2 separate regions of the Homo sapiens genome follow, and region 2 is linked to region 1. Evidence: chromatin loops called from intact Hi-C (ENCODE). Cell type or tissue: Calu3. All regions are shown on one strand. Links, peaks and the distances in the headings refer to the core of each region. The heading gives the core; the rest is flanking DNA. Region 1 overlaps APBB1IP (amyloid beta precursor protein binding family B member 1 interacting protein). Region 2 overlaps GAD2 (glutamate decarboxylase 2).

The links. Hi-C counts contacts between places; a loop is a spot of excess contacts. Peaks named below come from ENCODE experiments on the same cell type or tissue, not always from the same donor. Only the 100,000 strongest peaks of a DNase experiment are listed, where the experiment ranks them.
Region 2: it touches region 1 in a loop (3-fold over the local background); 2 of 110 quality-filtered maps call a loop at or near these places.

What each region holds. Positions count from the first base shown.
Region 1 is chr10:26,551,560-26,567,030 of GRCh38, forward strand. APBB1IP (amyloid beta precursor protein binding family B member 1 interacting protein) reads left to right here. Exons shown (of 15, transcript NM_019043.4): 12 at 8,546-8,644; 13 at 9,171-9,285; 14 at 10,767-10,870; 15 at 15,402-15,471. Among named protein-coding and RNA genes, the nearest start is that of LINC03028, 20 kb to the right of the region's middle. In Calu3, for the core only: a CTCF peak has its summit at 5,727 (motif pointing left); DNase peaks (open chromatin) are centred at 4,692 and 5,712.
Region 2 is chr10:26,262,201-26,277,671 of GRCh38, forward strand. GAD2 (glutamate decarboxylase 2) reads left to right here. Exons shown (of 16, transcript NM_001134366.2): 9 at 6,919-6,973; 10 at 8,440-8,556; 11 at 11,436-11,500. Among named protein-coding and RNA genes, the nearest start is that of GAD2, 53 kb to the left of the region's middle. In Calu3, for the core only: a CTCF peak has its summit at 7,806; a DNase peak (open chromatin) is centred at 7,751.

The sequences.
Region 1 (15,471 bases), core at 4,074-8,073:
CAATGGGGCAGAAGTAAATATCTTCCAGGAGAAGTTATGTTTCTATGGAGGCCCGTTAGGAAGTAGTGGAATGTCATGGAAGGAGCGCTGGAATTCCGCCCCGTCGCTCACCTGCTTCCTACCCCTTACTCAGCTATATTTTTCTTTACAGTATTTTTCACAATGAAAAATTATATTACTTTAGTGTTTTGTATTTTTATTGGCTTTCTCCCATAGTAGAATATAAATGTCATGAGAGCAAGGACTTTTTCTATTGTGTTCACTATTGTGTTCCAGAGCTTGGAGTGATATTTGACACATTGTAAATGCTCAATACATATCAGATGAATGGATAGATTAATGGATGGGTGGATGGACAGATGGGTGGGTGGATGGATGGATGGATGGATGGATGGATGGATGGATGGAATACAGATCAAAGCCCCTTGTACCATTGTGTCCTTCAAAACATGGTTCAGGGCAGGCACAGTGGCTCATGCCTGTAATCCCAGCACTTTGGGAGGCCAAGGCAGAAGGATCGCTTGAGCCCAGGAGCTCGAGACCAGCCTGAGCAACATATCAAGACCCCATCTCTACAGAAAAACTTTTTAAATCAGCAGGGTGTGGTAGCATGCACCTATAGTTCCCACTACTCAGAAGTCTGAGGCAGGAGGATCCCTTGAGCCCACATTCAAGGTTGCAGTGAGTTATGATCACACTACTGCACTCCAGCCGGGGCAACAGAGTGAGACTCTGTCTCTAAAGAAATGCTTAATTAGCTGGGCACTGTGGCCCATGTGTGTAATCCCAGCATTTTCGGAGGTCAAGGCAGGAGGATCACTTGACCTTAGGAGTTCGAGACCAGCCTGGGCAACATAGGGAGACCCCCGTCTCTACAAAATATTTAAAAATCAGCCTGGTGTGGTGGTGCACACCTGTAGTCCCAGCTACTCAGGAGGCTGAGGCAGAAGGATTGCTTGAGGCCAGGAGTTTCAGGGTGCCGTGAGCCACAGTCACACTGTTGCACTGTGGCCTGGGCAACAGAGCAAGACCTACCTCTAAAAAAGAAAGGAATGAAAGAAAGAAAGAAGGAAAGAAAAAAAAAAGGAAGGATAAGAAAGAAAACGGAGAACAGGATTGAATCGTCCCAGTTTACTTCCTGTTTACTTCTAAATTTATCCCACGCAGTAACTCTCCTACCTCCTGACTCTCCATCTCAGAGGAAGAAGGCTCCTATCTCCAACGTGGCCTCTGGAACCACATCGTCAGCCACTCCCTTTGGCTTCAGCATCTTCAAACCCTCTGCAGACAATTCTTCTCTTTTCCTTGGGCCACAGACATTTTCAAATATTCCTTGGTTTGGGGGCTCTAACTCACTCCCCTCAGTGGTATCTGCCCCACCTCTTCAAGCAGCACCTTTGACCTCTGTCTTCTCTTTAACTCAGACTTCCTGAGAAAGTGATGATGCCCTCCATGTCCTCAACTTTTTTTTTCTTTTTTTGAGATGGAGTCTCGCTCTGTCGCCCAGGCTGGAGTGCAGTGGCGCGATCTCAGCTCACTGCAACCTCCGCCTCCCAGGTTCAAGCAATTCTCCTGCCTCAGCCTCCTGAGTAGCTGGGATTACAGGTGCCCGCCACCACACCCAGCAAATTTTTGTATTTTTAGTAGAGACAGGGTTTCACCGTGTTGGTCAGGCTGGTCTCGAACCCCTGACCTCATGATCCACCTGCCTCAGCCTCCCAAAGTGCTGGGATTACAGGTGTGAGCCACCGCACCCGGCCTCAACTTTTATTCTCATAGTTTAATTCATTCATTCAACAACATTCCTTTCAGCCAGGCACAGTGGCCTACACCTGTAATTCCAGCACTTTGGGAGGCCGAGGCAGGGGGATTGTTTGAAAGCAGAAGTTCAAGACCAACCTGGGCAACATTGTGAAACCTCGTCTCTACAAAAAATTTAAAAACATTAGCTGGGCATGGTGGCGCACATCTGTGGTCCCAGCTCCTCAGGTGGCCGATCGGGGTGGGAGAATCACTTGAGCCCAGGCGTTGGAAGTTGCAGGGAGCCATGATTGCACCACTGCACTCCAGCCTGGGCAACAGAGGCAGACCCTTTCTCTACGAATGTATACATATATCTTTTGAATTTTCTTTATTCAGACTTGGGGGTACATCGGTAAACAAAACAAAGGCCTCTGGCTTTGTGGAGTTTGCATGCTAGCAGGCTTCTCCCTGCACCTCTGTGGAAACTGCTATTATTAAGATTTCCAAAGAATAGTGGCTTTCTCCAGTCCTCATGGCATCTTTTGCATTGATGACAGCATCCTCATTTTATGGTCTTCAAACTGGACCCCTACTCTGCTTCTGCTGGTGCCTCCTCCTTCCCTACACACTGTAATGCTCTCCAGGGTCCTAAATTCAGTTCTCACCAGACTCCCCGTGCTCTCGCTGAGATCACATTCACAGCCACAGCTCCAACCATTGTCTGTGTTGGAGACAAATAATTCCTAATCCGTAGTGGACAGTCTCACCTTCTTCCCTAGCTCCACACGTGCAGTAACCACATGTCCAAGGGGTACCTCTATCATGCACACTGATTTCAACATTTCCTCCACCCCCTGCTTTCCACAGTCCCTCAAGGATGAATGGCACCATCACCTACTCTATTCGTTTTCTGGAGCTGCTGTAACAAACTGCTGGTAACTAGATAACTTCACAGAAATTTATTTATTGAAGAGTTCAGGAGACCAGAAGTCCCAAATCAAGGTGATATTGGAATCAGAAGTCCAAAATCAAAACCAGAGTTGTGTTCCTTCTGAGGGCTCAGAGGCAAAATCTGTTCCATGCCTCCACGCCTCTTCTAGCTTCCGGCAGCTCCCAGCAGTGCTGGCATTCCTTGGCTTGCAGCTGCGTGTGCCAATCTCTGCCTCCCTCAACATGTGACTATCTTCTTTCTTTGTCTTTGTCTGTGTCTGTTTCTTCTCTTCTTATAAGAACGTGTCATTTTGGTGGTTGTTTTTGTTTGCTTGTTTTTTGTCGGTTTTGGTGTTTTTTGTTTTCTTGAGACAGGGTCTCACTCTGTTGCTCAGGCTGAGTGTGGTGGTATGATCACAGCTCATGGCAGCCTCAACTTCCTGGGCTTAAGTGATCCTCCTGCCTCAGCCTCCCAAGTAGCTGGGACTACAGGTGCACACCACCACACCTGGCTAATTTTTTGTATTTTTTGCAGAGATGGGGTTTAGCTATGTTGCCCAAGCTGATCTTGAGCTCTTGGGCTCAAGCAATCCACCCACCTTGGCCTCCCAAAGTGCTATGATTACAGGTGTGAGCGACCACACCCGGCTTACACCAGTCTCTTTGGATTTAGAGCCCACTTTCATCAGGATGACTTCATCTTAACTTTATTACATCTGGCAATGACCCTATTTCCAAATAAGGTTACATTCATAGGTACCAGGAGTGAGTACCATAGCTTTTAGGAGGAGGGAGATAATTAAACCCATAACATCCACCTACTCTACCAAGCTAGAAACAGAAAAAGCATGCCTGATTTTCTTCCTGTCCCCATTTCTCGTTAATCTATGAGCAAGTTCTTCTATTTCCCATCAAGATCTCCCATTGAGCCCTCCCTCAGTTCGATCTTATTCTTCACTCCAGATCCATCTTCCTCATAGCCCCCAGTGACTTCCTGTGTCACTGTGCTGTTTTAAAATGTCCAGTGCCCCCCACTGCCCAGGGGATCATGTCTAGATTCTAGTTTGACTCAAGGGTCTTTACTCAGATTCCACACCAGCTTAATTTCTGCTTCTTCATTCCATGGTTTCCAGACCTCAGCCATACAGAATTTCTCCATGTTCTCCAAATATATTACAGCATTCTGTCGCTTCTTCCAAAGACCCTCTCTTGGCCCATTTTCAAACTTTTAGTATGGAACATACTATTTCATAATCACATTACATATGTGATTTGATTACATCAGGTGTTTACATACATCTCTCCCTAAAACACCTCCAGGGAGCATTGCCCAATTAACACATGAGCTCTCTTATTCCTCTTTTTGTTGTTTTTTTGTTTGTTTGTTTGAGGTAGGGTCTCCTCCAGCCCAGTCTGGAGCACAGTGGCACAATCATGGCTCACCGCAGCCTCGAACACCTGGTTCCATCTATCCTCCCACTTCAGCATCTCTAGTAGCTGGAACTACAGGTGTGTGCCACAACACCTGGTTAATTTTTGTACTTTTTGTAGAGACAAGGTTTCACTGTGTTGCCTAGGCTGATCTCAAATTCCTAGCCTCAAGTGATCTGCCTGTCTTGGCCTCTCAAAGTGCTGGGATTACAGGTGTGAGCCACGGGGCCCTGCCTCTCTTACTCCTCTTAATGTACCTAGGAATTAGCATATTTCTTGGCACCCAGAGATATTTATTGAACAAACAGGACCTTGGTTCTTTCACTACCTTTGGCCTTGGATAAATTGCTCACCCTCTCTCACCCTGTTTTCTCATTTCGTAAGCTCAGAGGGTCTATAAGTGCCCTTTAAGCAGTGACAGTCCACAATCGCCCTGACCTCTGTGTGCTGTTCTCATGTCCCAAGAGAGCTTCTCTCTCTTTATGATCGGGAACAATCAAATCAATTGCGAAAGAGCCTGGCCAGTGACACTGCACCAGCATTTTCCTGAAACCTCTTTGCAAATGATTATTCAGCAAAAGGCTCGGTTAGGCAATAAGCTCCTTGGCAAAGTCTCAAGACACGGTGGAGAACAAGCCCAGTGACTTGCTCTATAATGTCTGCAAGGCTGAACGATTTCTGCATCACCAAGGGAGCCAGAAAGGAGCTTTTTCCCATTAGGTAGCTCATCTTAGAACCATAAAATCTGAGGATTGCTAGAGACCTTAGAGGTCATAGAATCCTCCTGTATACATCCATAGCACACATATAGTGTAAGGAAGGAACTTGGTGAGACCTGACCTATAGCAAGGTTTATCACCCCATCATCAGGGGGCTGTTTTATGTTCAAAAGTCATTTTCTTTAAGGGAGTGACTACATTTTGCTCTATTTCAATGAATAACATTCTTAAGAAATTGTTTAGGGTGCTTGTTAAATGGCTAACTCTATATAAGCAGTTGCTTTGTGCATTTTGTTGCAAACACGATGAGATTTAGTCTGCTCTGGAAACTTGGTTCTCACGTGACATCTACCAAAAACAATAATAGATTATCTTGAAGGTAACAATGTCAGCTTTTTAAATGTCTGAGTGGGGGGTGGGTGGAATAGCTGCTTTCTAAGAACAATTATAAACATTCAATTGCTGAAGAGACCAATGCTTGCCTCTCTTACATGACAATCAGAACACAAATGCTGTTTGTAGGTCAGAGAGCCGTGTTTCTGGTGCTGAAAGACAAGGGCATTGGTTTGGCTTTGCACATGTTATTGTTGAAGGGAATGCTGGAGGCATTTGTGGGCTGTCATGTTCCAGCCAATAAGTGTTGGCTTTAGTATATTTTTCATCAATATGACCTTCAGGTTAATTAAGAAAACAAATCCTTTTTGCTATCGGGCCATATTACCTGAGTTGATAGATATTTCCAATTTTAAGGGCCTCCAAAGAGGATCATTATTGGAGTAACATTTGCAAAAATAAAATCTAACATTCAGAATGAGGGAGTAAGCATTGAACCGCCAAAACAGTAAAATGCCCAGCAGCCATTCAAAAGTGTTTGCTGTCATCTGCTGGCTAGACTGGAAAACTACAGCAACATTCAGGAGCCTGATGTGAAGTTCTCACCGTCGGTAGAGAGAATGTCTGTGTTCCTGTTTGCTATGCCCAAGCAAATAGGAATTGACCGTTCTTCGAGCAATGGAGATGCAATTTCTGAGGCCGAGTGACCTACATAGAGAATACATATTTAAAGACAAAAATATGAGTAGAGTTTCCTCAGTTGCCTGAAAAGACCAAAGAGAGGAATTTTTAAAAAATCATTTCTGAATTTTTCCGTAGTCTCTTCCAAGTCTGGGATTTGGGTTTAATAGCTTAATACAAACACAGAAATTCTAGGTGGTTAGTCAGGAGACCCCCAGGTTCTAGTGGGGTCACAGGGAGGAATATATAGTAACCTCTCTGAGCCTCAGTTTTCTCATTTGTGAAACCAAAAATTACTAAACTCTCGTCAAGCTCTTGGAGTCTATAAAGGTCTTGTTATCCTTTCTGGACAAAGATTACAATCCCACACGCTCTTGCTGGCTGAGTCATTAGAAAGTCTAGCAGAGTGACTAGACGCTGCCAGTCAGATTCCAACTGAAGTTTAAAGACACGAGACCCTTTGCTTAGAACAACTTTGAGAATAGCCATTTCCTTGGAGGTCAGTGATTTAAGATGGAAAGCGAAAGAGAAGTGGAGAGGTCCATGCAATACCCTAAGAGAGGAATTGGACAGCTTCCCTCCTTTCCTGCCAACTGAAGAGCAGATAGATGCTTCCAGCTCTCTTGGCTTTCCATTCCACTTTCAGCACCACCAGCAAATGAGGATTATCCTAGCAGGATTAATGAATCCTCTGAGGACAGGAGGAAGAAGAAAGAGGTGGTACCATACCACACACACACACAAACACACACACACACACACACACACACACGATGCTTGTGGTTAATTATTTTTCTACATAATAAAATGTATTATAATAAACCTTATAATGACCCATGAAAATTTACATGGCCCATATTAATATCTCAGAACCTATGTTTGGTTGCCGGCCCCTCGCCTGATGACGGTGATTTCTAACTGAACAGGAAATATTGTGCTTGTTTCTTGATTCTTCAAGTATTCTGACATCTGGACTGGAATACCTGCCATGCGCTGGCCATGTGCTAAGCACTGAGGGTCTTCAGCAGTGAATAAGACAGATGTAGTTCCCACCTTCATGGAAGACACAGTCTATCAGAGACAGACACATAAAACAGAAACTAACTGGGCTTGGTGGTTCACGCATGTAATCCCAGCACTTTGGGAGGCTAAGGTGGGAGGATCACTTGAGCCCGGGGTTTCAGCACCAGACTGGGAAACATAGCAAGAGTGTTTCTTTAAAAAAAAAAAAAAAAAGCCAAGCATGGATGCATGTTTGTGGTCCCAGCGACAGAGGAGGCTGAGGTGGAAGGATTGCGTGAGCCCAGGAGTTAGAGGCTGCAGTGAGCCGTGATGGCACAACTGCACTCCAACCTGGGCAACAGAGTGAGACCCTGTCTTAAAAAATAATAAAAATTAAACCAGAAACAACAGAAGCAATGAGGACTAGGAGGAATGCAAGGAGTTTCTCTTTCACACCTGCCCATTTCCTTCTTCTCTTTGTGAGCTCCTGGAAGGCCTGTTCAGCAACCGGAACCATTGCTTAGTGCTACTTGCACTAAGTGTAATAGACAGAAATATTCCTTCTCCAGGGTGTCCATCTGGAAGCCACTGGCCCACTTGGGCAGCACATAGCAGTTAAGAAGGAAAGGTCATCACAAAACTCTGAATTTTTGGAAGCAGAAAAAACCCTAGAACCAGGTTTTGGGAGTTATAAACCCACAATTCTCATAGGCATTAATTCTATGACATAAGAATTATCTCAGGTAAGTTCCCTTATTTGACAAATGGAAAAGCAGCTCAGATTTCTCATGGGGATAGAGACAAGATAGAGGTGAAAAGCTTCCAAAAGTTAAAAAGGCATAAATGAAAATTATTATTGATAATATAGTAAGAAGTGTTTACAGACAAGGGATGGTGGCTCATGCCTGTAATCCCAGCACTTTGGTTGGCTGAAGCAGGAGGATTGCTTGAGGCCAGGAGTTTGAGACCAGCTTGGGTAATATAGTGAGACTCCAATTCTACCAAAAAAAAAAACAACGTTTTTTTCAATTAGCTGGACATGGTGGTGTGCACCTGTAGTCCTAGCTACTCAGGAAGCTGAGGAGGGAGGATCTCTTGAGCCCAGGAGTTCAAGGTTTGCAGTGAGCTGTGATTGTGCCACTCCAGCCAGGACAACTCTGCCTCTAAAAACTTTTTTTAAAAAGATGTGCTTATGATAAATCATAAAACAAATTTCTTTCTTTCTTTTTTTTTTTTTTTTTGAGACAGAGTCTTGGTCTATCACCCAGGCTGGAGTGCAGTGGTACAGTCTCAGCTCACTGCAACCTCCACCTCCCAGGTTCAAGCAATTCTCCCTCAGCCTCCCGAGTAGCTGGGACTACAGGCACCCGCCACCATGCCCAGCTAATTTCTTTTTCTTTTTTTCTTTTTTCTTTTTGGATTTTCAGTAGAGATGGGGTTTCACCACGTTGGCCAGGCTCATCTCGAACTCCTGACTTCAAGTGATCTGCTCGCCTCGGCCTCCCAACATATAACAAATTTCTTAAATCCTTTCAAAATTTAGTCATTTTTAAAAGTTATCTTCCTAATCTTAACATTACAACCAGTAATTTTTGCCACATAAATCACATATATTGTTAGAGATTTTTTTTAAATTTCCTGACAGGTGCTTTGACCTCCTAATACATGACAAGTGAATACATTGTCTCGAAACTGCTTCTTTCTAGCACCCCCAAATTCAGAAGGAGTCCCAGTATATCAAGTATCTCTGCTGTGATGACACAAGAACCCTTAACCAGTGGGTCATGGGAATACGGATAGCCAAGGTGAGAGAGCGTTCGGACTTCACCCTGTCTTGAACTTGCCAGCCAACTTCCTGACCTGGGCACAGCCTTCCTGGTACTGTGAAACAGCTGGCCCACCCTTGGGTTCAGCCACAGACATTATCAGGTTTATTCGCCCAGTGGGTTTTCTAAATGGGAGGAGCGATAGAAACACGAACCTCTCCAGTAACCGGATATTTACTCATGGCGAGTATTGCAAGCTTAGTGTGCAATTAAAAAACGCAAGATGGAACCTGTGATCGAGTTACATAAAGACACACGTAATCAGAACTGAGCAAAGCTCTTCTCTAATATGTAGGTGAAAAAATTAACTGACTCTGTTAATCTGGAAAATGATTGAATGTGTATTTGTTAAATTTTAATGGAAATATCCAAAAAACCAACTCAGACAAGTGGTGAACAGAGTAGCCGTGGAGTATTTATTTCTTCTGTATATGTATATTGCAATTGAGTGCAGAATTTGGGATACATGGATTCCTTTCCTTCTTCCTTTGTGTTCTCTCCCCAGTATGGGAAGACTCTCTATGATAACTACCAGCGGGCTGTGGCAAAGGCTGGACTTGCCTCTCGGTGGACAAACTTGGGGACAGTCAATGCAGCTGCACCAGCTCAGCCATCTACAGGTACTAAGTGGAGGAGAAATTCCAACACATATTCAAAGCTTGGTGCTCCAGTTCAAAATGTATCCAATACATCTATACAAACAGGACTTTGTACACAGCATTCAGAATATGTTTCTCACCTGATGATCAGGCTCAAACTCCCCGACTCAGCCCAGCCCTCACACACACACCCCTATAACATCTGTTTTCTTTTTCTTTTCTTTTTTTCTTTCTTTCTTTCTTTTTTTTTTTTTTTTTTTTTTTTGAGACTCTCTCGCACTGTTGCCCAGGCTGGAGTGCAGTGGCGGGATCTCAGCTCACTGCAAGCTCCGCCTCCTGGGTTCACACCGTTCTCCTGCCTCAGCCTCCTGAGTAGCTGGGACTACAAGCGCCCGCCACCATGCCTGGCTAATTTTTTGTATTTTTAGTAGAGACAGGGTTTCACCGTGTTAGCCAGGGTGGTCTTGATCTCCTGACCTCGTGATGCACCTGCCTCAGCCTCCCAAAGTGCTGGGATTACAGGCGTGAACCATTGCACCTGGCCTGTTTTCTTTTTCTTCTTTGCTTTTTTTTTTTTTTTTTGGAGGTAAGGTCTTGCTCTGTCACCCAGGCTGGAGCCCTGTATCTATTTTAAGCGCCTTTTAACAAAGCTTTGACCACTTCTTTCGTGATATTCTGTGGATGAGGTGTTGATCTCCTGTTTACAGTGAGCTAGTAGGTAGATGTTTCTTATCAAAGTACAAACATTATATCAGTCCAAGGCTCCATTAGTGCCCAGAAAACTGTTCACACCAAGAATAAGATTATGCCCTGGTGTTTTGATGTCTTGCACCCAATCCTGGACAGCACATTTTAAGGTAACATGAGTCAAAGTTCTGTGTCAAAAGGACAAATTAAAAGGCAGGAAAATAAAATAGCATACCAGGACTTTTGGGGGGAAAAACCACATCTAATTCCAGATTATTTCAAGGACCCCCACATTTTGCCCGAATTTCTGTCTGTTGTTTCTGTGTCCAATGTACTTTTTGTTGAGGACAATGTTGAAGAGTTGTTCCTGTACCTGTACTCAGTGTGGTGTGAAACTGGATAAATACATTTTAAAAAAATCAAGAATTTTTAAAAATATGTTTTCAAGGTTTATTCTTCAATTACTGAAAAGTTTTTAAAAGTAAAACATATTGTTACTCTCCAGGATCCCAGTTAGTCCAGACCCTCCTCAGTGGGCTTTATCAAATACCGTACTCACCTTCCTGATCTTTTTGCTGAATCTCATATAAAGTTTTGTCACAGAACCTCAGATTTTTCTTAAGGTTTTGTGTACCATGCCATGCCTGTGAGTTGCTCTCTTTGCTTTGTTTTTATTTTTGTTTTTTTTGTAAGAACTAGCCAACAAGTATCTTTCTTTGCTTTAGAGATGCAAACTGCTTTGTATTTTCAGATCGACTTTCAAGAATGTTGAAAATGCTTTGCTCACTCTTCTTTTCTCACTTCTTCCCTCTCAGGACCTAAAACAGGCACCACCCAGCCCAATGGACAGATTCCCCAGGCTACACATTCTGTCAGTGCTGTTCTCCAAGAGGCCCAGAGACATGCTGAAACATCGAAGGTAAAACCAGCAAGCAGCTGACCCCTATAAGCCATGTTCTAAACCATTCACATTATTCCAGTAACTGCTCTTTTAAAAAGAGAAAATAAGCTGAGTGCAGTAGCTCACACCTGTAATCCCAGAACTTTGGGAGGCTGAGGCAGGAGGATCACTTGAGCTTCAGTTTGAGACCAGACTGGGCAATATAGCGAGAGCTTGTCTCTACTAGAAAAAAAAAATTAGCCAGGCATGGTGGCATGCACCTGTAGTCCCAGCTACTGGGGAGGCTGAGGTGTTTGACTTGCTTGAGCCCAGGAGGTTAAGGCGGCAGTGATCTGTGATTGCGCCACTGCATTCCAGCCTGGGCGACAGAGTAAGATCCAGTCTTAAAATAAATAAATAAATAAATAAATAAATAGAAAATGCAGTTCCAACAACTGAGAAGTTACTACAATTTAATTTAGTTGATTGCTTGATATTTGTAATCTTAAAGTTACATATGCTAGAATCAAAAGTTAAAACCAGCTATCATCACACTGCTTAGGAAAAATGTAAGCATTTCCTTTAAACTCTGGAGTTAATTAGCTATGTTTACTTTGACCAAAGTGGTTTTCTTGGTTTAGTCAAGTGATTTTAGCCCTCTCTGATAGTAGCACATCCAAGTTTTAAACCCATGGGATTTTACTTGCCTTTTTTGAATAAAATAGGGCAACTAGTAGTCTGAAGCCCTATATGAAGTGCTAACTGGCCCCCAAAATCAGATTAGAAGACTGCTAAAAGAGCTACATTATAAATAGGGCTGGGCACAGTGGTGAGCACCTGTAGTCCCAACTACCTGGGATGCTGAGGCAGGAGGATCCCTTGAGCCCAGGAGTTCAAGGCTGCAGTGAGCTCTGGTTGCACCACTACACTCCAGCCTGGGTGACAGATAAAGACCCTGTCTTAAAAAAAAGAAAAAAGATAAAGAAGGGTTACACTAAAAATGTGTATTTTCTATTTTCCCCATTAATGTCCTTCCTACATACATCCCCAGGTGATGGAGGAGAAAATACATTGTAAAATAATAGCCAAATTGGTATAATTCTCCATAAAATTTTTTCAACCGAATAGATCAGTGAAGATTCCTTTAAATCTATCTTAAAATCATAACTAATAATTATTATTTAGTTACTAATTTAGTTCAAAGCTTCTCAGCTGACTGTATATATTCTGTTGAATATTTCTCTTGTGTGATTCAAAACAACCTTAAATAACTGTGACAATAGCATATCACCCAGCTAGGACAGGCAGGGTGCTTCACTTCAACAATTTTTCACTTCTTTCACCCCTTCATTTTGTCCATCAGCCAGTGGTGAAAACAACTAAATATTGGTATTTATCGAACTTATAATTTTGACAACCACTGCAGACCTTTAAACGTTGTATTTCTTTAATGTTCTCATTATCTTCTCAAGCCTGACAATCTCCTCATGCGATGTGCTTTCAGCTACTATTATTTTCATTATTTCTAAATGCCAATTGAAGGACAGCATTTAAAAATGCTGAAAGAAATAAAAGAATCTCAGAATAGAAATCACTTAACTATATGTGAACACCAATTCCCAAGCTGCCTGTTCAGAAATTTAAATAAAAAGAAAAAATACATCACCAGTTAAAGAGCTTATCATGTGAAGTAAATAAACTAAATAAAATAGAAACTAAATCAGAAGGCACTTTATTAGAAAAAAATTCCAAATTTAATCTTCAATGGTAAGAGGCCACTAAGCAGAGAATGAAATGAACTGGAACCCTGATAAACTGTAAATTGAAATGATAATTATCACTAAAACAGAGGGATTCAATCCAGCTGCCTGGGGATGTTTCATTATATAAATTATTATTATCTATTCCAGTATTGGCAGAGGAAGGGCTATGCGTCTATTAGACTTAGGCCAAATTTGGCATGCTGGTTTCTACCAATAGCACATGCTGGTGATTTTACTTTTCAGAACTCACATATTTATCTCATTTGATCTCATCACAACCTGAGACACGAGTCATAATGAGGACTATGGGGCTAATTTTATATCCAGTGAACCAGCCAAGTTTCATGCAGTTGAGAAATGGTAAACTGTCCAGACATAGTGGCTCACGCCTGTAATTCCAACACTTTGGGAGGCCGAGGCAGGCGGATCACCTGAGTCCAGGAGTTGGAGACCAGAGTGGCCAATATGTAGAAACCCTGTCTCTACAAAAAGTACAAAAATTAGCTGGGGGTGTTGGCACACACTTGTAATTCCAGCTAATCCGGAGGCTGAGGCATGAGGATTGCTTGAGCTCGGGAGGTGGAGTTTGCAGTGAGGGGAGATGCTGCCACTGCACTCCAGCCGTGGTGACAGAACGAGACTCTGCCTCAAAAAAATAAAAATAAAAATAAAAATAAAATAAAATAAAGAAAAGAAAAAGTAAACTTATTAGAGACCAGATGTCCTGTCCTGATTCCTGGCCCACCACACTGCCTTCCCTGAAGCTGTGAGGCCAGCTGGAGCCAAGCTTGTAATCGGCTCCTCCCTAGAAGCCCACAGTCCTGGCAAAATGGACCTGTGTTCTCAGCTCACCAACACAAGGAGACATTGTCCCCAAAATCAGGCAGAAAGGTCTTTGCCAGGCAACATATCCTTTGTGCCTACGTTTGCACAAAGCTTACCTGTAGCCAAGAGAGAACTATTTCCATTCACTCTTCCCTTTCCATCTCCTTCATCCTAATCAAAGTAGGACATTTAAGCCAGGAGACTGTGTGAAGGTTTTGGGAAGTCCTCAACCCCCAGGAGTTGCTGTGTGTTTCTACTGTGTGTTGTGTGGAATAGGAGCAAGATAATTTTACAGACGCTTACTCCTGACACGAGCTTCACAACCAGCTCAACTCAGACCAAGAAAAAATGTATCCCTTCCTATATGACGAGGACTCTGGTGGCTTGGCTTGAGAACCAAGGAGTGAAGTCATTTGGCTTCCATTTTGAAGGAATGAATGAGCTGAGGGTGGTTTATAGACTGAGCCAACCCCACAAGAGATATACCACGAAAGCCCCTTTAGAGACACACAGCAACTCCTGGATAAGGCAAGTTCCAAGGAAGTGATACTCATGTGATCTAAATACGATCTAAACACCTCATTGAACATAGCCAGATCTTCCATTTATAGGAGACTTGGTAGATGAGTGCCACAGGGTAACTGAACCCAGGTTTGGCTGCTCACCACTTAAAAGCCAGACTCAAGAGATTAGGGATGATGGGAGGAAAAGGTGGTTTATTTGGAAAGCCAGTAACACCATGAAGATGGTGACTAGTGTTCTAAAGTGCAATCTTAAATTTTTCAGGCTAACTGGAGGATTTTAATGGGTGTGGGATATGGGGAAGAGGAGAGAGTTGGGGAGAGAGTTGAGATCAAAAGATGACCAGAGACTGCAGACATCTGGGTGCCAACAAGAGTCCAAAGAGGTTGGGAACTACTCTGTCCTTGGTCAGGTTACAATGGTCATATAAATCTTTAACAAAACATAGTTGTTTACTTCTTTAATCCCAGAGTTAGTTTTTAAAACTACATGATTGCTGGGTTTGCATATTTATATCAGTGCTCTAAAATTATCCTATGTGCAGGAATGGGTAAAGGCCACTTTAAACAAAAATGAAGTAAGTTACATTCGTTTTTTTTGCTGTTCCACTGTAACAACAGGAAATACTGTTAAAGTCCATTTGGGCCAGGTGGGGTGGCCGTAATTCCAGCTACTCAGGAGGCTGAGGCAGGAGGATCACTTGAGGCTAGGAGTCTGAGACTAACCTGGGCAACACAGCGAGACTCCATCTCTAAAAATATATATAGAGAGAGAGACATAGTCTCGTTGTGTTGCCCAGGCTGGAGTGCAATGGCATGATCTCAGCTCATTGCATCCTCCACCTTCCAAGTTAAAACAATTCTTATGCCTTAGCCACCCCAGTAGCCGGGACTACGGGCGTCTGCCACCATACCAGGCTAATTTTTGTATTTTTAAAGGAGAAAAGGTTTCACCATATTGTTCAGGTTGGTCTTGAACTCCTGGACTTAAGTGATCCACCTGCCTGGGCTCCCAAAGTGCTGAGATTATAGGCATGAGCCACCATGCCCAGCCAAAATATTAAAAAATTAGAAAAATGATTATTTTTAATTTTAAAGACCATTTAGAATAATTGCCTTATTCCAGAACAAAGATGAGCTCATGACCGACCAGGAGTCTCAGTGACTGAGGGACAGAGGCTCCCCAGGGGGCGGACAGAGACTCACATATCTATGGCATGGCCCTGTCCACTAGGGCTGTTTTGTCCACTGGGGCTGCCTTGAGAATAAGGAATGCTACTCGGGAGGTCGAGGCAGGAGGATTGCTTGAGCTCGGGAGGTCGAGGCTGCAGTAAGTCCAGATCGCGCCACTGCACTCAGCCTGGGCGACAGAGTGAGACCCCGTCTCCATTAATTAATAACAATAAATTTAAAATTTCAAAAATTAAAAAAAAAATGAATGCTACTGCCACTCGGTTGCAGGATAAGAAGCCAGCCCTCGGGAACCACCACGACCCGGCAGTGCCCCGGGCCCCGCACGCCCCCAAGTCCA
Region 2 (15,471 bases), core at 6,263-10,262, 290 kb before region 1:
TGGGCCTGGCATTTTGAGGTGGGGGCAGATTTTTGGTAACTTTTCTCCCACTTATTTCTTGGTTATTAGTTTTTTTTTTTTTCAATTTTTCTATATATTATTGAATCAATTCTTGTAATTTACCTTTCCCAGGGAAAAATTATTTATTTTCTCAAAAACTTTAAGATTATTATAAAGCTTTACATAGAATGCTTTAAAATATTAAAATATCTTTATTCATAACATCTCTTTCATTTCAAATGTTACGTTTTCTCTCTTTTATTTATTGGACTAATCAGATATTTGTGTATCTGTTGATATTTTCAATGTCCCATCTTTTGAATTTATTAAGTTTACTTTTTATTTAGTTTTCTAATTCACTAAAAAAAAATTCCTTGTTTCTGCTTACACTGTTGTTTCCCTAGCTTTTTTGGATTAATTAATTTAGTTCTTTTTATTCTCTGTTATTTAATTTCAGAAGCACTCAGAGCTATACATTTTCCTCTGAGAATGATTTAGGATGCTTCTCATGTTTTTGTTTTATTCTCATGTCATTAATTTTTAATGTTCTGTAACTGCCATCTTGATTTCCTCTTGGACTCCAAAGTTATTTATTTAGAGTAGCCAAGCATGTTTTCTTACATGATAACTTGAACCTTTTATCATAATCCTTTTTTTTTTTTCCTCTCTACAGATACATTTAGGGAAGAGGGACGGTAGTTTGGGGAGAAGGAGGAGTAATGTGAGGTGGTCAGCACACCTTCTTGCCCATACATATACCTCCCTGTCAGCTCTAATACTACCCTTCAAGGGCAGCAGTAAGGAGGTTTCATATACAAAAGAAAATATCTCCTTACCATATCATGATTGGAGTCTCAGTTGCACATCACTTGCATTGTTGTATAGTCATAGTATGTGTGCTAAGTAAATGCTTTTGGAGAAAGTCAATGGGAAGAATAAATATTACTAGAATTATACACAAAAAATCACCCAAAATATCCTTCTCTTATAACCTGAAAATAATGCTAAGTGATTCAATTGTGCACATTGGAAAACAAATCCTAAAAGAGAAAAATATCATTAATCATTATAGTTAAAGTTCTTTTTCCAAATCCAACTATGTATTTGGATTCACTATTTATAGCAAATAGGAAGTTCACTATTTATAATTATGGTAAAATTCTTTGCAAAGGGCCTGGTTTTGTAATACAAGTACTTCTTAAATGGTCAGTTTTGACTTTTGTTAGTTTATTTATCTTAGGGGCCTAAGACAGGCTACCCATGTTGGTATCAGCTATGTAAAGACACGGGGAGCTCTTTTCCCCAGGAGAAATCTCTGGTAATTTTTACTGCTCCTGTGCAATTCATCTTCAACAATTTTTTCCCCAAGTCAGTCTATGCAGTTTCTGTAGTCACTACGCAGTCTGTGCAATTTGAAAATTCACCTGCATCCATTAACTCTCCTTGCCATCTTGATAGGATAGTTTTGCCTAGCACTGACTAGTTAAAAAGCAAATATAAACAAACAACTAGCAGGTTTTTTTTACTGCTATTGCGTTTGAATGCTACACTAGGTAGAACAACATCCTCAAATATGTTTTAGGGTGAGGTTACGTGCTTTTATTATTTACTAGCCAATGCTGATAGCAGTAATTGGGGTCACTGGACCGCTCAATCCAGGGGGCTTCCAGAAAACCACATGGACATTTTGCATATGTCATTACAATCCTAGAAGTCAACCTGAAAAGTTTTTTTGTTAAGTCGGGGTAGTTGTACAGTGCCAAGAATCTAGGTTTTGTTATCAGACAGCTCTAGATTTGAAATCTGCCTCCTGCTAGCTGTGTGACATTCTGCAAGTCATATAATGCTAATAACAACAATAACAATACTACTGCTAATAACAATGTAACAATGTTAGACTGTCAAACACACATTGAGTGGTTACCAAATGTTAGGCAGAGTTTGCTTAATATTGTTTATACTTACTATCTTATGTAACCCTCATACAAATCCTCTGAGACAAATACTATTATCTTATAAATGAGTAAAAAGAAGAACTTAAACTTCAAGTACACACAGTTAGCATATATGATCTGTGGCAGGAACCCACTATTCCATCTCCAGATTTCAAGCTTTTTTTTTTTTTTTTTTGAGACAGAGTCTCGCTCTGTCGCCCAGGCTGGACAGTGGCGCGATCTCTACTCACTGCAAGCTCTGCCTTCGTGTTCAGACCATTCTCCTGCCTCAGCCTCCAGAGTAGCTGGGACTACAGGTGCCCACCACCACGCCCGGCTGATTTTTTGTATTTTTTTAGTAGAGACGGGGTTTCACTGTGTTAGCCAGGATGGTCTCGATCTCCTGACCTGGTGATCTGCCGGCCTCAGCCTCCCAAAGTGCTGGGATAACAGGCGTGGAGCCACCATGCCCGGCCCAGATTTCAAGCTTTTAACCATAGTCAACTGCCTCTCTGAACCTCGGTTTCCTAATCTGCACTGTAAGTGCAAAATAACTCTCTTGTAGGGTCGGGAGGAGGAGCAGGGATCGCACAGTTACTGCTTCTAAAACTGGTCATTTATCGTTGCTGCTGATAGTGCTGCTATTATGTAAACTTAGTCAATTTCTAGCAGGAAGGATGTACGCATACTTTCTTCTTTGCACTCACGTTTTTAGGAATAGAGCTAAGCCCTACTCACTTAGGAAAGGCTGATAGTATCTCTAGTTTCAGCAGGGCCAATGAACGGGGTCAACTAGTGACTCAGGCACCCTACATGTGACCATCTGCAAGCCTGCCTAGAAATACAGACTCTCCAGTAACCTGCTTTCTTTGGTAAGATAATCAGTTCTTCCCTTTGGAGCTATGGGGAATTAGGCATGAAACTGGGACCATGGTCCAAGGTACATTCTGTGTCTTTTTGCTTCTTCCCACAAAGAGAAGATGTTTCCTGCTGGTGATTCTACCTGTTGTTCTTCCTGGGATTTTTCCAGTCAACTTAAGGGAGTTATCTGATCCTATAGCATCATACGACTTTTTTTTTTTTTTTTTTAGACGGAGTCTCACTCTGTCGCCAGGCTGGAATGCAGTGGCACAATCTCGGCTCACTGCAACCTCCACCTCCCGGGTTCAAGCAATTCTCCTGCCTCAGCCACCCGAAGTAGCTGGGACTATAGGTGTGCACCACCATGCCCAGCTAATTTTTGCATCTTTAGTAGAGACGAGGTTTCACCGTGTTGGCCAGGATGGTCTCAATATCTTGACCTCGTGATCCACCCGCCTCAGCCTCCCAAATTACTGGGATTACAGGTGCGAGCCACCGAGTATGGCCAGCATCATACGACTTCTTAAAGGCTACTGCTAACCAAGGATCTCAATGCAAAACACCTTGTCCAAAGCAGCAGTCTGTTTCAATGGCCCTGACTTTAGTAGCAGTCCCTTCCTAAACACTAACAACTAACTGAGAGCAGTGTTATAAAGCATCAGTGGCCACTTAACTGTAAGCTTAAAGGCTGGATGTATAATTATTAAAGATATATGCTTACGTTATAGACATACTTTTAGACCACACAAAGAGTATGGAACAGTCGCCATCCAAAGCCTCCCAGGCACCAGGCGATGCTTGTGCAGAAAGGCCAGGACTGATCCAACAGCTTCTCATCTGCAGAGGACAATCTGTTGGTTGTCACCCAATTGTCTCTGTCCCCGCAACATATGGGCAGTCAGAGGATGGACAAGGCTACATCTGGAGCTCCTTCTGCTCACTGCCCTGCAGCCCTGAAGGCTCCAAACCATGGCACATATGAGAAGTACTTAGTGTGTTCCACAGTTATTTAAATACCTCCCAGGCTAAAATGTCCCAAGCAGCTTTTCTTAACATATGGACCCAGGTCTACGTGCATCAGAATCACCTGGGTGACTGATGAACATGCAAATTCTTGTGCATATTTGTCTTTTTATCAGTTTATTATTTGTCTCCCTTGATAGCATGGAAACCCTGGAGAGTAGAAGCTGTCTTGTTTACCCTGCTACCCCAGTTCCTGCAACACTGCTTGGCACATAGCAAGTGCTCAATAAATATTTGTGGGATGAATTAATTCCTGGGCCCTATGCTGACCTACTCAATCAAAATCCCTAAGAATGGGGCCATGTATTTTAAACCGGGACTTCAATGATTATTATGCTCACTAAATTTTAAGAACCAGCGTTCTAAGGTAATCCGGCCAATTCTAAGATAGAGAAAAAGATGGTAAGTTTCCTCCCCCAAGGCGTCCATATTCACTATCTGGTCAGACATTAAGTTAAACATATTAATAGCCTTGGGTTAAACTTTCCCTTCTAGCCATATTCCTCCAACAAATGTTTATCTACCACCTGCCATATGTCAGGCTCTGGGTCCTAAGTAGAGAAAACAAATATAGTTTTGGAAGGCAGAGTGCCCAGGAAAAACTAGAGCCACCCCCATTCCTTTCCAATCTGCCAGAGGTGAACACTTGGAGTTCATGGTTTGACAAGCCTACTCCCTCCTTCTGCCCAAAGTTCGCTGATACAGGAAAGAAACAGACTATATGTTCATTACTGTTTTCCCGGCAGGTTTGTATGACACCTCTGGTTCATGAAAGTCAGATGTGAGCTTAAAATATTTATCTTATCTTAAAATAATCAAACCTTTCCAAACAGGTTTCCTATATGTTTGGCACCTTTGAGTTTGTTCTGGAAGCTTAGATTATATTTTGAGTTACTCCCTGGACTTTTACCAGTATTTGATCTTGGGCAGTCACTTCTCCTTTCAGGCTGTTGCCTTATTTGAAAAATGAGAAGGTTCGACTAGAATCAGGCATGTCTTGGAGCCCCTTCCAATTTGAATGCACTCTCATCTCTGACTCCTCAGTGCCATCTTACTGCCTTATACTTAAAAAAAGTTAAGTATGATATGATTTGATGAGCAAATAATGATTGTCAAGCTAGTCTACCCAAAATTCTCCCAGGCAAAGGTGTTTAGCTTTTGGTAAAGTTGGGTAAAATTCAAGATTTGCAAAAAAAAATTTCTAAGAGTTCTCACTCTCAGTTTTCTTGTTTACCTGCAAAAATACTATGGCAATTTTAATGTGCTTTAAACTTTATGTAAAAGATAAAGATAATACCCACACTTTCTCAGAAATTTGAACTTTTTATTTATATCAGGGCTGGAGCAAGGTGCTTTAGCACAGCCTGATCTGATCAGGTTGAAAATCACTGCTTTAAGGGATGCCCCCAGGCAAAGTTATGAAGTGTAGGAAGATTTATAAGGAGTGAGAAGCTCTCTGTGTCCTTTCCTCAACCACATCACCCTCCCTTCCCTCCCCTCAGTCTCACAGAAGTTCCCCAAAGGTAGGCTGCCCTAATCTAAGTCCATAGTCTTTGCATCAAATGTAACTGTAATGCCCCTTTTTCCATTCCAGCCTGACAAACTAATCACTGGTAACTTGTCCATTACCATTGCCCAGGTAATTGTCTTTCTTTGGGAAACAGCTTCACTTAAATCAGTGATTCCCAATGCTTTGAGGTTTCATGTCTGCTTTATATTCCAATTATTTTGTCACGCCTCCTTTATTGGCCTGAAAAAAAAAAAGGGTCAAAAATATAACTTACCCTTCTCACTATATAATGCCCAAATTATTTTTTTAAATGAAGAAATGTGATAGAAGTAATTTGTAATAAATTAACTTATTTCAATATGTAAAAGCCTAAGCAAGACAGCACTAGAAGCTGTGATGAAGTCCAGTGCTTGCTGTATGTCTAGACTCACAGGGAGAGCCACAAAGGTACTATGGAGTCAATGACAAATACCAAAAACCCCACTCACTGCTCACTATATGCCAATAGCATCCCACAACCACTGATTGTGATAATCACCTCTACCATCAGTTATTTTTCCAAAAAGCCTTTTAAAAACCTAGATCAATGACCCTGATGCAAAGTTGGCTATGTTAGCAACCTCCAGAGAGCTATTTTGACTTAAAGAATGTTTCTCTGGGCCGGGCACGGTGGCTTACGCCTGTAATCCCAGCACTTTGGGAGGCCGAGGCAGGCAGATCACAAGGTCAGGAGATCGAGACCATCCTCGCTAACACGGTGAAACCCCGTCTCTACTAAAAATACAAAAAATTAGCCAGGCATGGTGGCGGGCGCCTGTAGTCCCAGCTACTCGGGAGGCTGAGGCAGGAGAATGGTGTGAACCCGGGAGGCGGAGCTTGCAGTGAGCCAAGATTGTGCCACTGCACTCCAGCCTGGGCGACAGAGCCAGACTCTGTCTCAAAAAAAAAAAAAAAAAATGTTTCTCTGTCTCTCGTACCATGATTATTATAATATTAAGCAAAGCAGTATCTGTGTTTTTATTTTAGGAAAGAAGCATTTTTAGGGTTGAAAGGATGTTTGAAACTTGAGCCCATGAATTTTTGGCCTTCTTTACGCTTTTAGCACTTGGAATGTCATTAGGTAGCTATTTCACTTAGTATCTTCATCCAGATATTTCAGAATGGATTTTCTCTTCCTGCTGTTTCATTGGTATGTGAAATTGCAGGTCGGTTTATTCAAAGGTTTGGAATAAAAAGGTTTCTCTGAACTCTCCTTTCATTGCCAAACATTTTGCTCCAAATCAGGCTTGTTTTAACTGAATTAAGAGGATGACTTAATAAGAAGCTTCTGTGCACAGCAGAGGGTCATGGTAATCGTTCTATAGGGAACAACACAATACGGTCACAAGTCTGCAAAACGTGCCAGAAATGATAGTCATGCCTCATCCAGGCAAGTAAATGCATCCTTCCTGGAAGCAGTCAAGGAGTTGTTTTCTCCGAGTATTGTTATCAACAGTTTGGGGTTGGACTTTACCCTCCTGCGGCCACTTACGTTGTAAAGACGATGAAGCAAATTATTCAAAGCAAATCTATATTTCTTTTTCCTTCCAGAGGGAAAATGATTCCATCTGATCTTGAAAGAAGGATTCTTGAAGCCAAACAGAAAGTAAGTTTCTGCCGGGAGCTTTATCCAGCCCATATTTCTATTTCCATCCACCGGAGAACAAAATGTGTTTTGGTTTTATTTTAAAAAGAGGATCCAAGCCTCAATCTCCCAGGTTTAATGAGAACATAGAATTCTGCATCCAGTCACTATTTATTTCTCTGGGTTATAGGCTCTGCTTTAGAAAAGTTTAAATTGCTGAATAAATATTATATACAGAGATACAGTGAGCGTTTCCAAAGCATTTGTCTTCCTAGGTACTGAGGGTTGGCATGAAACACCCACACATTTGAAAGAATATTTTCAGAGGCGGGGAAATAGCAGAATGCTAATGCAGTATGTGAGAGACCCTGGTGCAGTTCTTCAAAAGGGGCCAGTTTTTCCCGTGTAGGTGCATGCTGTTAGCATTGGCTCTCCAGACGTCTTATTTTGCAGGAAGCAATTTAGAACTCTTTTCAGAAGTAACAAGTTCTGAATGCCTGCCCAAGATTCCCAAAGCTCTAGAAAGTCATTTACAACCTGGGATGGCTCACAAATCAGAGAATTTGTTTCTAGAATTCTTTGTTTACCATTTGGTAGATATAACCTACAGTTTCTGATTTAATAACATACACATGCATTTTATCATTAGGAACTCAGAAATAATGATTTACGTTCATATGCCCTTTTTCGTTTGGTTTTGTTTTACTAAGTGGCAGGCAGCAGGAGAAGGTTTCCCTCCTTGTGCAAGTACTAGAACTACTTCTAGTAACATCAACTAGAAGATTAAACCTTTGCTGCCACCTAAAGACTGACACCATAACATCACGTTCTATAGACAGGACAGAGTCCTTATGGAATGAGGGACTATGGCGATCCTGTTTGTGGCATTCTCCTGCCTTCTTCCAGCCCGTTACTTCAATCAGTTTTCATTTAGCCATGGCCAGAGAGACTGAGGACTAGTTAGACGGATAAAAGTCATGGCGTATTATTTTAGCCGCTCCGTGCTGAAACGTGAAATAAATTATCTGGGCATTTTCCAAATAGGAATAATGGGCTGGTCAGAGCTACTTCTCTTCATTCTCCTGCCTACTCACTCTAGGGGATTTATGAAGTTCAGAGGCCTCGTTGTGAATAAGGAACACTTGAAAGTGAGCAAAGGGGGTTAAAAGGGCCAGAAAGTCTACCGGGAATATATACATGTCTCGGGGACGTCCCTGACAGCCTCTGGGTTCACTACAGCCTCTTCTGAGAATCAGAATGTCTGTTCTTTTAAGACACAGTCAGGTCCAACAGCATAGCCTAGAGAACTCAGATTCCAGAGAGTGAACATCAATTTGTCCCAGACCCCGGGGTGTCAGTAACTCTGCTGCTGCTTCCTCAAATTCAGACGTGTCTGTTAGGGAGAGAATTTCCATTGCTTTGAATCAGCTTTTTAAAAGAACCCTTGACTCTGTTTTCCATGATTTGGGGCTTTCTCGTTCGCACAGGGGTTTGTTCCTTTCCTCGTGAGTGCCACAGCTGGAACCACCGTGTACGGAGCATTTGACCCCCTCTTAGCTGTCGCTGACATTTGCAAAAAGTATAAGATCTGGATGCATGTGGATGTAAGTATCCCTTAGGGACTGGCCACTAAAACGTCCTTGCACGTTTTTCATGTGGGACACACAAAGGAAATTTGTTTTCTCTTTTTTTAACTTGGTCAGCTTATTTTCAGAGTGGTGATATTAAAGCTTTTAAAGCTGGATGAAGCAAATTAGCACACAACTCACACAGTACACACCGTGCACCAGAAGCATCCCAAGGCTGATTATACCTTAATGTCCCCAACATGGTAATATTTGTATTTCTATGATCAGTACCCAAGCTGACCACTTTGTTCTCAATTCATCGAGCCATTGCATCCATGGAGGAATACAACCTACGCACACAGTCCTGCTGTTCCTCACTTACCAGAATGGTCAGAAGAGTAAAGAGGAGTTGCATTTATGTAGGAAACCCAGAGAATTAAAAACAAACAAAAGCAAAAAACTGAAGCTCAAGTTAGATATTCCTGTATTTAGAGAGGAAAATAGGCTTGACAACTTCCTGGGAAATAAGGACCACCAAAGTTCCAATTTCGTAGCTTGGTCAGCTAAGAAGATAGATTATATTTGAAACGTTTTGACTTCAGGCCTTGTCACACTAAAAAATAATGAAGGTGTTCCCTCCAGAACATTTTCCAATGAAAAAAAATGTGTTAAGTTTTAGAAGGACCGAAGGGATTTAAGTTTAGATTAGTATTACTCAAAGTGTGGTTTGACGATTAGCTACCACCTGCAAACTGTTAATGATCCATATGAGATAAAGAGTTTGTGCCAAACCATCATCAGTCACAAACCATCGCTAATCACAAACCATCACAAACTAAGCGCAATGCTTGGCTCAGCTGATAATTTTTTCATTGCAAGACTTTCTCAGTGAAGGAACGCATAAGTTGATGTTCATTCGAGTGCAAGATCCTTATGTTGTCATGGGCCAGCACTGGGTCTAAGCCAGGGCTATAACAATGATCTAGCCCTGGCTTAGATCATTTTGGCTTTATAATAATTATTCAGACCAAATTAATGCTCTTTTTTTTTTCTTTTTGAGACAGAGTCTTGCTCTGTCGCCCAGGCAGGAGTGCAGTGGCGTGATCTTAGCTCACCGCAACCTCCGCCTCCAGGGTTCAAGCAATTCTCCTGCCTCAGCTTCCTGAGTAGCTGGGATTACAGACGTGCGCACCCATGCCCAGCTAATTTTTGCAATTTTAGTAGAGATGGGATTTCTCCATATTGGCCAGGCTGCTCTCGAACTCCTGACCTCAGGTGATCCACCTGCCTTGGCCTCCCAAAATGCTGGGATTACAGGCAGGAGCCACCACACCTGGCCTCATTAATGTTCTTTTCTTTAGGGGCAGAAAATTTCCACAGGCTTAGCTGGGTGCATTTCCATTATTCCAGAGTATTCCTGCAGAGCAATCACCAATGTTCTTTATCCTCCCTGATTCACAGTGTGAGTCGTTCATTAGGCTACCAGAGCCCCTTTCATTTTACACATGAAGACACTGAGAAAAGACTGAACTATCCGATATCATTAGTGACCTGGGCCTCAGGACTGGAAATCCTGGTAGACCTTGCTGGCTGATTCAGGAAGAGGATTACCCGGCAACTTCAAAAATGAGAATGTCTGTGTGTCCTGAGCCAGCAGAAGCTATGGGTTGTTCCTCTGGGCCTCCTACTTAAATTAGAACTAGGGAATCTTTTAACCAGTTTTATTAGCTTTTCTTTGAAACATACCAAGTTTACCACTTACTCTTATTAGCTTTAACATTCATACATTCTATAAAGTAGAAAGAATCTTAAAATAGTACACGTTTGGAAAATCATAATTTTTCAAAGTGCAAAAGAACTGGGCCAGGTGCAGTGTCTCACGCCTGTAATCCCAGCACTTTGGGAGGCTGAGGCAGGTGGATTACCTGAAGTCAGAAGTTCGAGACCAGCCTGGCCAGCATGGTGAAACCTCGTCTCTACTAAAAATACAAAAATTAGCCAGGCATGGTGGTGGGTGCCTGTAATCCCAGCTACTTGGGAGGCTGAGGCAGGAGAATTGCTTGAACCCAGGAGGCAGAGGTTGCAGTGAGCCAAGATCTCACCATTGCACTCCAGCCTGGGCAACAAGAGCAAAACTCTGTCTCAGAAACAAAACAAAACAAAAAGAGGGCTGAACTTACAACAAAAGGTGGGGGGAAGTGATTATATCATAAAAGAATTTTATAATCCATTTAAAATTATCCTAGAATTATTTGTACACACAGAGGAAAGAAAGTTAATATTTCCAAATGAATCTCCATCTTGGCATTCTATTTTTAAAGGAGATTACTACACCAATTCAAATCTTCAACCTTGATCAAGTACAAATTGTTAAGACGTGTTCTAACTGCTCAGCTAATTAACTGGTATGAATCTTCCCTGCTTGTGAATTTTGGACACAGAAATTATCCAAAATCACACATCAGTGAAATAGAGTTATGAAGCCACTTCTTATTTCTGGAATCATTTAGACTTGTCAAAAGAGTTTTCCCTGCAACTTGGAAGCTGTTTAATGGCCCTCCTGCCCATCTTCTCTGCCTTACACTGTGGGGACCACAGGGTTTCGTATTCTGAGAACATGACTTCATGAGGACTAATGGTGCTGGTGATAGGTTTGGGAGAGGGTCTTTCTCTCTCTTCTACGGACCAGGAGCTATGCCTCCAAGGTGGCTCCTTACACCCATATAAATGTGGGATGGAATCTGAGACCTTAGAAGGGCCCTTCGGTGTAAACTCTGAAGGTTAGTGCCAGAAGGAGGTGGTCAACTTCCTAAGTGGCCTGGGGTCAAGATCATTTTCACCTAGAAAGACACCAGACTATAGAAATCTAGGCAATGACAAACTGCTACCATTTTCCTCATATGATTTTTTTTCAGGCAGCTTGGGGTGGGGGATTACTGATGTCCCGAAAACACAAGTGGAAACTGAGTGGCGTGGAGAGGTATGTTGCATTTTTCTTATTAACAACATAAAGTGTTAAAAGCTAACTGTGAAACACAAATTACAGTCAATTTCCAGGAACTTTTGGAATACTGAGTGAACTCACTCTATTCAGTGCTTGTGTTCCTTGCCTTATGTGGTATTACACTCATGAATGTGGGTAAACAACAGAAAAATCAAATATGTAAATATTATGTGTAAACAACAGAAAAATCAGAATACACATCAAGCGACCCAGGTAGAATCTCTTTCAGACATAGAGATTCCTGTCTAGGGTCTATTCCTGGGATCTCTGAACCAACCACAAAAATTGTTTAAAACCTACAGGCAGCCCACGTTTTACTAGGGAGAAGATTTATAGCTTTCATGTTTCATAAAAGGATAATATCCACTGCTTAAAAAAAATAATAATTTTTCAAAGCAAATAAGCACCTTGTAACTTATCAATGTTGAAAGTTTGGGTTTGGGGTCTAAGATGGCCAGTTCACTTAAAGTGAAACATACTAGCAATAGCCTCATCTCATGTTTCATTCCCGTAATAACCTTTCTCTGACACAGCTCCGACTGATGCTGCAAAGCACCTTTTATTTAGAGCCTACGCAGAAGACTGTTGAGAAAAGCTGAAAAACACAAAGGCAGTGATATCTGATTGGCATAAAGCACATTCAGGTCCAAAGAAAAGAGAACAACAGAATGCAAAATACAGGCTCTGGTTCTGAACCACATGCAAGGGGAGCCCAGTTCTCTCATCACAACATGGCAGGTCAGACACAGTGGTGAGCTCTGGCACTCCAAGTGACCAAGAAAGCCTGAATTCATCAGAGGCTGCCAAATGCCCACCATCCCCTGCCAAGTCGCCAGATGCTGCCCAGCAAAAGCGTCACACTGGCTCTGCCACTAGATATCTTGGCACAGTTTCTGTTCCAGGACAAGGAGAGACGCTGATGGAGCACAGAGGCACTTGTGAGCCCTGGGCATGTGGGAGGCCCAGGCCAGAGTGGCTGTGCAGAGGGTGCGATCTGACACCCAGGCCCAAAATACACAGAGAACCCGTGAGTGTGGAAAGAGAGGGGTATGGTTACTGGGCTGGAGTCAAGAGCATCCCACCAAATTAATGGAAAGAAGGCAAAAAAGAGTTGGGATACACCAGCTAAGGCCCATGTCAGAAGGGTCACTGTCCCTGAGTCTGATGGCTGGGGTCAGAGCCTGGCCTGAGCACAGCGGTGTTAAGGCACCTGGAGCCACCCAAGCTCTGATTGCAGGGCCCCATTTAGATGCCAGTGGATGAGGGCAGGTGTGTCTCCCTCCCAGGGTCAGCCAGTGCCAGGCCTCTGCTCTTGGACCCTTGGGGCTTCTCTCAGGCCTAATCCCTTTCCATCTTGAAGATCTGCAAGAAAGCAGAAGCTTAAGGAAGAGGCAATGAAGTAAACAGGGAGAGACAATAAAAGAGAGAGAGAGAACAACTTGGAAGGTGCCTGCTCACATGATCAGAACAATAATTAAATTCATGTGCTTTCAAGAGAGGTGGCCTATGTACAGTACTTTCTCTTCTGTGAGTTTCTGACTGGCACAAAAAGTCTGTTACTTTACCTTTGATGCCACTTGCAACTGTAAGTGCTGAAAGTCCTGGCACATCCTCCACTTAAAAACTCACTAAATTACCTACCCTGAGCCTTAGAAAAATAAACACCCACACGATTCTGTACCAAAGACTATTATTTGAGAGCAAAGCTTAGAACGTTCATCAGGGAACACAGAGTTTCCTCTTATTGCCGCAATTCTTGAAACTGTACTGTAACTAAACTTTTCAAATGGAATAACCATATATGAAGTCCTAAAAATGAGGGGGCTGCTGGTGTTCCACTCTGAGCAGAATCCCCTTTAGCCACCCATTTAACTGAGGATACCCCTCTCTCACTGACTTATTAGCAAAAGGCATACTTTCTAAGTGAATACAGTTGGAAGACCAGTGGAAACCACATAATGTGTATGGCCACAAGTTTAGGAAAGAAATGTGTCTCACTTAGGGAATGACATTTTTCCAAGCTCCGCAAACCAAAGTTTAGAACTCACCCTAAAAGTAGAAGAAATCCGTAGTCAATTCTTGTCCCCAAATCCAGAGGATCCTTAGTAGTCACAGAGGATCCTGAATGCCATTCTCATACAAAATGGCACAAGGGGGCCGGGCACGGTGCTTGTAATCCCAGGACTTTGGGAGGCAGAGGTGGAAGGATCATTGAGGCCAGTTCAAGACCCTTCTGGGTAACAGAGTGAGACTCCATCTCTACAAAAAGAATTTGTTTTTTTTAAATTAGCCAGGCATGGTGGTACTCATGGCTGTGGTCCTAGCTACTCAGGAGACTGAGTGAGGCAGGAGGATCACTGGAGTCCAGGAATTTAAGGCTACAGTGAGCTATGATGGCACCACTGCACTCCAGCCTGGGCAACAGAGACCCCATCTCTAAAAAAATAAAAATAAAAATAAATAAATAAATAAAATGGCACAAACACCTGGAGCCCTTTCTGGCATCCCCTTCAAGAACCAACCAAATTCTCAGAAAACAGCTCTCTTCCTTGCTAGCACTGTCAGAATGTCGAGAGATGGTGCCGCTGAGAGGGCACGCCACAAACCCTGAGACTCCAGAGCATGACTCTGTGCATTGTATTTTTATTTATTTTTATTTTTATTTATTTATTTTTGAGATGGAGTCTCACTCTGTCACCCAGGCTGGAGTGTGGCAGCGCAATCTTGCCTCACTGCAACCTCTGCCTCCCGGGTTCAAGCAATTCTCCTGCCTCAACCTCCTGAGTAGCTGGGGTTACAGGTATGCGCCACCATGCCTGGCCAATTTGTTTGTTTGTATTTTTAGTAGAGATGGGGTTTCACCATTTTGGCCAGGCTGGTCTTGAACTCCTGACCTCAAGTGATCCGCTCGCCTCGGCCTCCCAAAATGCTAGTATTACAGGCGTGAGCCACCGCGCCGGCTTCTGTGCATCAGACTGACGCGTCTTTAGTCTCTCCTGCCCACAGGCTGCTGCTTACCGTAATCATCCTCTGATGTGTTCCACTCTCAAGGCTTTAAGTCGCAGCTGAAGGTGCTGGTACAGTTTCTGCTGCATCACCAGTTGCTCTCACTCCTGCCCTGAGAGCCAGGTGTTCAGGATTTAATTCGATCATTGCTGAACCTCTGTCATAGGCAAGCCACAGCACAACGCACTGCATGGGTGCAAAGACGAGTATGATATAAAGCCTATCTTCAAGGAGTTCAGAATCTAGTGGGGAAGATTGTCAATGAACAGTGGATTAAAATTCAAGGCAAGGAAGTAAAGGCTGGAGAGACAGACGTGGGAGCTGATTGGAGAGCACAGAGAAAGGAATGTTTCCTTCTGTGATTACAGGGAGCTTTCACCAAGCAGGGCAACATTGTAGCTCAGCATCATAGCATACAGGGTACTTCATCGGGCAGAAATGGAAAAGGGCATTCAGGCTGAAGAGACACACAAGTGTGAAAGTGCACAGTGTGTTGGAGAAAGTTCAAACCCGTTTGGTTGGAGGATGCCATGGTTTAACAGCTGTGGCCAGGTCATGGGTGGAAAGTGCAGAAGTCTTGGCCAGCCCAGGGCCCGCCCGCAGAGCCAGGTCAGAATCTGCGGGGGTTCTTTCCACGAAACATAGATCCCTGAGCTGGGAGTCACTGCTGTGTGGCTGCCATTATGCGTGGAGAGCATTAGATTCCTTGGGGCGACAAAACCCATGGAAAACCTTTGCTGCAGGAGCCGTAGTGGGCTTTGAGCAGAAGTGCAATGTGATCTCACCTGTGTTCTGGCATTAACTCTGCATTAGAGAGGAGACGGGAGCCAGGGACAGACTAGAAGCTATTAAGCTCTTAGGAACGTCCAGGTGCAGGACAGGAAAGAAGCTGAGTGTGACCTAAGCTGTAGTAGCAGAGAAGGAAGTAAGTGGATGGACCT